Regions from separate parts of the Homo sapiens genome. Here region 2 is linked to region 1. The links are chromatin contacts, found by Hi-C or POLR2A ChIA-PET in ENCODE. All regions are on one chromosome and are shown on one strand. Each heading gives the region's core, a stretch centred on a gene start or an enhancer-like site at or near the end of the contact. The rest is flanking DNA. Distances are from core to core; before and after follow the strand shown. Region 1 holds the start of DHRS7B (dehydrogenase/reductase 7B). Region 2 holds the start of TLCD1 (TLC domain containing 1).

What was found. A loop is a pair of places that touch in the nucleus more often than their neighbours do. ChIA-PET counts read pairs that join two places held with the same protein, here RNA polymerase II (POLR2A). Pooled maps may share reads with other maps.
Region 2: a pooled map shows a loop between it and region 1 (2.8-fold over the local background). The contact joins the promoter of TLCD1 here to the promoter of DHRS7B in region 1. A Hi-C loop is called at or near these places in 1 of 50 pooled maps. POLR2A ChIA-PET finds 5 or more read pairs at or near these places in 2 of 52 experiments (activated T-cell and activated naive CD4-positive, alpha-beta T cell).

Annotation. Positions count from the first base shown.
Region 1 is chr17:21,125,654-21,129,311 of GRCh38, reverse strand. It overlaps DHRS7B (dehydrogenase/reductase 7B), which reads right to left and starts at 2,348. Exons shown (of 7, transcript NM_015510.5): 1 at 2,321-2,348. The coding sequence starts at 2,340. RefSeq lists an enhancer at 2,027-2,686.
Region 2 is chr17:28,724,821-28,728,422 of GRCh38, reverse strand. TLCD1 (TLC domain containing 1) reads left to right here and starts at 2,190. Exons shown (of 4, transcript NM_138463.4): 1 at 2,190-2,519; 2 at 2,860-2,942; 3 at 3,037-3,119; 4 at 3,530-3,602. The coding sequence starts at 2,326. RefSeq lists enhancers at 1,207-1,930, 1,931-2,654, 2,822-2,871, 2,992-3,291, 2,655-3,378 and 2 more and a silencer at 1,882-2,411.

The DNA.
Region 1 (3,658 bases), core at 1,099-3,598:
TTAAGTCTCAGCTAAATATTATTTTCTTGGGAAAGCCTTCCCTGTCTCTCCTCATTTCCCCCTCCGCATGCCGGTGACTCCATTATGTATCCTCACAGCACCCTCTACTGTCCTCCACAGCATGCATCACAATCGTAATTAATATTTAGTTTTATTTATATATTTACTATCTCCCTTGCTAGATTTATAAGCAATTTAAAGACAGGGGCTTTATCTGTTTTGATCATCATTGTATCCACAACACCCAGCACAATGCTGGTACACTGTAAACGTTCAATAAGTATCTGAAGGAATGAATGAAATTTGTAGCTAAGCGCTAGGTTCTGGAGTGACATGGCATTGGATCGGCCTTTACTAGCTCTATGCCTTTGTTGTTGTTTGTTGTTGTTGTTGTTGTTGTTTGAGACAGGGTGTCACTTTTTTTTTTTTTTTTTTTTTAAGACGGAGTCTCCTCGCTCTTGTCGCCCAGGCTGGAATGCAGTGGCGGCATCTCGGCTCACTGCAACCTCTGCCTCCCAGGTTCAAGCGATTCTCCTGCCAAAGCCTCCCGAGTAGCTGGGATTACAGGCGCCCACCACCACGCCCGGCTAATTTTTGTTTGTTTGTTTGTTTTGAGACAGAGTCTCACTATGTCGCCCAGGCTGGAGTGCAGCGGCGGGATCTCGGCTCACTGCAAGCTCCGCCATCCGGAGCACGCCATTCTCCTGCCTCAGCCTCCCTAGTAGCTGGGACTACAGACGCCCGCCACCAAGCCCAGCCAATTTTTTTGAATTTTTTTAGTAGAGACGGGGTTTCACCGTGTTAGCCAGGATGGTCTCGAGGTCCTGACCTCGTGATCCGCCCGCCTTGGCCTCCCAAAGTGCTGGAAATACAGGCGTGAGCCACCGCGCCCAGCCAATTTTTGTATTTTTTAGTAGAGACGGGGTTTCACCACGTTGGCCAGGCTGGTCTCGAACTCCTGACCTCAGGTGATCCGCCCGCCTCAGCCTCCTAAAGTGCTGGGATTACATGTGTGAGCCACTGCGCCCAGCCAAGACAGGGTCTCACTTTGTCACCCAGACTTGAATGCAATGGCGTGATCTCGGCTCACTGCAGCCTGTCTCCCAGGTTCAAGCAATCCACTTGCCTCAGCCCCAACAAATAGCTGGGACTACAGGCGTGTGCTACCTTGCCTGGCTAATAGCTCTATGCCTTTGGATAAACTTCTTAACATCTCTAAGCCCATTTCTCCCTCCATAAATAAAAATTATAGTTCCTATGATTAGGGTTATTACAGGATTGAATAATTCAGTAAAGGGATTAGTACAGTGCCTGTAACATAGCAAACACTCAAAAAATATCAACTATTATTAAGGAATGGAGAAAAGGGGACATGTACATGGTAGGGAAGGCATATTCCACACCCTTGGCAAAGGCACAAACATAGCTTCCATTATGCAAACACACCGTTGCAATCGGCAACAGTGTAAGCAAGAATTCTGCTTACTAAATGTATGAGTGTGTGAAACCCAAACGTTACTTCAAAAGTAACTTCACGATTCTCCAATCACTACATGGAAGGTTTGGAAACTGAAAAAAAGAGCATTATGTGGCTACCATTTGTTGAATACCTACTATGTGCCAGACACCAGCTGAGCACCTTGCACGCGCAGTCTCATTTACGCTTCACAACAACCTTATGAGTGGGCTTGTTACTCCCAAAGTTACAGCTGAAGAAACACTCAGAGTTTAAAACATTTGCCCAAAGCCGCACAGCCAGGAAGCCGCAGAGTAAGTATTGGAAGAGCAAGATATCTCAACCAGCCATTCCCGTGGACGCTCGAGTCAGCACCCTCCTCCTGCCTTCTGAAAAACCGGACTTCCTTTGCTAGTCCTAACTCGCCGTCACTGGCTAAGGTGCCACTGGCCCCCAGCGCTCAACCCTCGGTCCTGCCACTCGCAGACGCTGCGGAGCCTCCCCTACGTCGCGCAGAAATGTGGGAATAAACAGGTTGAAGCCAGGAGCCCTGTGGGCGCGAGGCCTTTCACACACAGCGCCCGGCGCGACACCCATTCCCAGCAGCGGAAACTGGACTCAAGACACCTCGGCGACAGGCGGGTTTCCCCGCCACGCACTCGCCGGAGCCAGGGCTCTGGTCCCAGCGCCTGGGCTGAGTCTTCCTTCAGAGTTCGGCGTCGCGGGGATCCGGAAGCCGCCCAGGGCCCGCGGCCTTAGCTCGACCACTACACCGCTTCCCCTCACCCAAGCCGGGGCGTCGCCTCAGCTCAAGGCCAGACCCTATCGCCTCATCTCGGAGGTTCCTTCTTCCCCAGCCCCTACCTGGTAGCCGGAGAGACCATAGTCAATCAACTTCATCCTCCCGCCTCGGAAGTGACGTGTACGCAGCCGGCGAGGCTCCGTCCAATCCCAGCATTGAGGCTGCGCATGCGCGTTGGGTGGGCGTCCCTCAAGGTGTACACAGGACCCGATGGACCCGAGATCTGATAGGGTCCACCCGCATAACTACAGTGCCTTCATCTTCCGGAGGGAAATTCCGAAGGTCGTGGTTGGTGTTCCGTGGACTTCCGGCGAAGAACACAGTTGGAGAATTCACGATACAGTTATCAAGATGATTATAATGCCACAGTAATCAGAACAGTGTGATAACTGGCACAAAGGTAAAAACAATGAATGAAAAAGAGAGAGACCAGAAACAGACCTGCAGCTATGTAGTCACTTTTTCCTCCTACAAGTAGCCACTGTAATGCAATAAGAAGAGTTTTTTCAATATATAGTGCTAGGTCAATTGAAGGTCGATTGGGGGGAAATGAACCTTGACTCCTATCTCAAGTAAAATAATTCTAGACGGATGGTAGACCTGAATGTGAACAATACAACTCTAGACAATAAAATCGCAGAATATTATGACCATAAGAGAGGAAAATAACGTGTTAGCAGAACACAAAAAGTGCCAGTCCTAAAGGAAAAAGCTGATAAATTGGGTGTCTGTAACTATAAGACACCGAAAAGACCCCATTGAGAAAAGGGAAAGACAATAGAACAGACAAGATATTTGTAATACATATATCTGAAAATGAATTTTATTCAGAATATGTACGTACTTCTTGCAAGTAAATTTTTTAAAGGACCCGAAGTGATTTAAAAAAAAAAAAAAAGCATGAAAAGAGGATATTGAGAGAGTAAAGGGCAGAGGAAGGAAGGGGCAGGGCAGAGGAAGGAAGGGGCGGGGGGACTCTTATCGTTCAAAATCATAAGATGGCAAATGTGTGTAAGGTGGAAAATCTCCCTTTCTGTTCTCCAGGACCCACTTCACCTCCCCCTAGGTAACGATGCTATTAGCTATGTGTGTCCTTCCAGAGCCAGTTTATTCATAACCAAGCAATTATGTATGTATTCAGCACCCCCTTGTTACACAAACAATAGCATTCTGAAACGTCCTTCTGTTTCTTGCTTTTATTAACTTTAGCGAATTAATATATCCTGGAAATTCTTACAGATATTCACAAAATCTGAAAATGGGAAATTTTATTTTTAACTAAATATTTATTTTTGACGTTTTCACAAAAGTTTTTATACCTTTCTGGCCCCTCTCCATTGTTCTGGAAACTCTAGATTCCTGCTTGCCAATTCACAAAGTTTGAATATCCTTGTAGCAAA
Region 2 (3,602 bases), core at 941-3,440, 7.6 Mb before region 1:
CCACGAGTGACGCTATTTCAGGAGAAAGCGGGTTCTCCTTGGCACGCAAACGATAAACACACCCAAAACGACCGAGACCAGCGCTCCTGGGAGAAGGCAGCAGGGTTGGTTTCGTGTTTGCCTGGGGAGGGACGGGGGAAATCCCAAGTCGTGCAAGTTGATTCACCTGAAGAGGACATGACACGGTCTCGGGCCGTCCCGACTAGTGAGCGCCGCGCTCGTCAGCACTCTCAACTCCCCTTTCACACACGCGCTGCAGGAGGGTAATCTGCCCTCAGTGCTCATCTTCCCATGGGGGAAGATGGGGGCGGTAGTGGGTCAGTACCTGAAAGCATCAAGGGGAGAAGGAAAGACCGCGGTTTCGCCGAAATGAGCTCAAGGCAAAAGCCTAGAGGCAGGGGGCTGGTTAGTGTGACCAGCTAGGCTCTTTACCGGAAGTGAGGTTAATTCCAGGTTCTCCCGGGCTCCTGCTCTGCGGGAGCTCTAGAAAAACTCAGTATTCGGCCAGGCGCGGTGGCTCACGCCTGTAATTCCAGCACTTTGGGGAGGCCGAGGCGGGCGGATCACCTGAGGTCAGGAGTTTGAGACCAACCTGGCCAACATGGTAAAACCTCGTCTCTACTAAAAATACAAAAATTAGTTGGGCACGGTGGCGCGCGCTTGTAATCCCAGCTACTCGGGAGGCTGAGGCAGGAGAATCGCTTGAATCTGGGAGGCGGAGGTTGCAGTGAGCCGAGATCGTGCCATTGCACTCCAGCCTGGGCGATAGAGTGAGCCTCCATCTCAAAAAAAAAAAAAGAAAGAAAGAAAACATCAGTATTCAGGAGGAGGATGGTCACTAGCTGAAGGTTAGCGTCCCTGTATCAGAGTGGGCAAGGGGTGTGAGGAAAGGGGCGTTTTATCTTCTGCCCCTGTCCTGGCTCTCGCAAGGGTATCCAAACCCACCCACGTGGAATGACTGCTGGAAGGGCGCTGGCTCAGGCCGGTGTCGGCCGGCGGACAGAGCAGCTCTGTGAGCCAAGGGGAGGGGCGGGAAAGCCGCTCACCCAGGACACCCGTGTTCTCACCTAGAAACCGACTGGGCTTTGGTTGACTTAAGAGTCCCACAGGGGTTAATGTGTAACCTTGGAGCCATAGGGGAGGAAAACACTCAAACGGCTTGGTCCCTGGGTCCTTGCGCCTCAGGTTTTCTCGGCTTCTTCCTCCCGCCCGCAGCACCTTTCCCCTCCCCCGCTTCTTCCCGCCCCTCCTCTATTACTACCCTCTTCTCCCTCCCCGCTCTCATCTCCGCTTAACTTCCCTCGCTGGCTCTCAGCTGCTCCTCCTTTCGCCCAGAGTTTATACCTAAACTCTCCCCGAAAGCAGCTGCCTCGCTCGGAGGCGGGAGGGGGAGCCCGCGCCACAGTGAGGGCAGGCTGACACCTAGTGGCTAGGAGCCGCAACTGCTGCAAGCTACCGGCTTGGAGAGCGCGGGTCACTCCAGCTGTCCCGGCAAATCGGAGGTCTTGCTTGCCCAGCCTCCGGGGAGCCGGGCCGAGGGCCGGGACTGTCTGAGGGAGGACTGTGACAGCCGCCCGGCCCCAGGAGTTTAAGAGCCGGCGGGAAGAGGTGGCGATGGGTTACTCAGCAGTTCCCAAGTGCCCACCTCGCGGGCGCGGGAGGGACAGGTAAACACGGGACTCCGGCCAGAAGACTGCGAGTGGTGCGGTAGGGGCACTGGGTCTGCACGGAGACCACTGTCGGACGCGGGGCTCCGGAGCCCACCCCAGGACCAGGACTTAGGGGGCGTGGGCGTGTCGGGTCCCGTCCAGCTCTGCGCAGAAAGTAGAGGGCGGAGAGAGCTCTCGCGGTACCCGCCCAGGGCGGGGTAGCCGGTGGCCCGGGGAAAAGTGGGGACGCGGGTTAATGAGGCCAGGCGAGCGAGGGCAGCGGGGACTCCGTCGGCAGTCGGGAGGCGCCAGCGAGGGGTGTCTCGGCGACGACGCCCCCAGCACAGCTCCTAGTTACCCGAAGTCCGCGGGAGCCGGCCGGTGGCCGAGAGGCCACGGGGACACCCGGCTCGCGCGGCAGCAGCGCCTGAGGGGCGGGGGCAGGCGGACGGGGCGGGGGCAGGCGGGCGGGGCGGGGGCGCGGGCGGCTGGGGGCGGGGGCAGAGGCCTCGCAGGGAGGGCGAGGAGGAGCCAAGGGGCCTAGAGGGCTTCGCCAACTGTGTGGGGCTGGCGGCCGGCGGGAGAGGCGGCCGGCCTGGACTGGCCCGAGAGGGATCCCGGTTCCCAGAACAGACCTAGGAGGCGGCCTCGAGGGCGGACGGCAGGGAGGGCCAGCATGCCCCGACTGCTGCACCCCGCCCTGCCGCTGCTCCTGGGCGCCACGCTGACCTTCCGGGCGCTCCGGCGCGCGCTCTGTCGCCTGCCCCTACCCGTGCACGTGCGCGCCGACCCCCTGCGCACCTGGCGCTGGCACAACCTGCTCGTCTCCTTCGCTCACTCCATTGTGTCGGGGATCTGGGCACTGCTGTGGTGAGTGAGCGACTGTGGAAATGAGGTGGCCAGGGGATCCTGAGCGGGGAGCCGGGGCCGGCTCTTGTGTTACTACCCCCATCGCTCACTGGCGGGCTGAGGCCACGCAGTCTCACCTGATCCCGTTTGGTATCCTATCCAACCAAAAGCCGCAGTGGCCCCAGGGGAGGGGGATCGCCCCTGGGAAACTGGAGGCTCTTGGGTTTTGCCCAGCCACTCTTAGCTTCCCAGTCAGCCACTAGCGCGAGCCCAGGATCCCCCGGGGCTGCGAAGGGTAACCGAGAAGTTGATGGTCCTTGAGGGTGCCGAAATGCAGAGCCTCCTCTTCCCTCCTTTCCAGTGTATGGCAGACTCCTGACATGTTAGTGGAGATTGAGACGGCGTGGTCACTTTCTGGCTATTTGCTCGTTTGCTTCTCTGCGGGTAGGTCTTGCCCAGGAAGCGGGAGGCAAATTGGGGACAGGGAGAAGGAAGCTGCTTGTTCAGTTCATGATCTCTTGCCCCATCCCTCCACTAGGGTATTTCATCCACGATACGGTGGACATCGTGGCTAGCGGACAGACGCGAGCCTCTTGGGAATACCTTGTCCATCACGTCATGGTAAGAGAGAAGCAGACTATGTGGTATAGGCCTGGTGTCAGTAATCTAGTCTCAGCTCCGTCTTTCTGAATCTGGGAGAAGGCCGTGTTTTCTTACCACCCACCCCCGACCTGTGTGCTACTTCTTATGCTAGGATGCTGGAGGTTGGCAGTCTGTACTTGTTCACTGAGGCCAGCAACCCATGGTTTCACTGCCTCTTTAGACTGAACATCACCCACAGCCAGCTGTGAGCAGCAATCAAAATCTAGTAATGTTGAACTAACAAAACAAAGCATCTTACCCACTATAAACTATTATTCCAGGGGGAAATTTGGGATTTTCCAGCCCTCAATCTGATAGCCACACCCCCCAAACTTCCAGGAAAGCGTCTGCATCTGGGTTCCCTAACTCCTATTCTTTCTTCCCTCTAGGCCATGGGTGCCTTCTTCTCCGGCATCTTTTGGAGCAGCTTTGTCGGTGGGGGTGTCTTAACACTACTGGTGG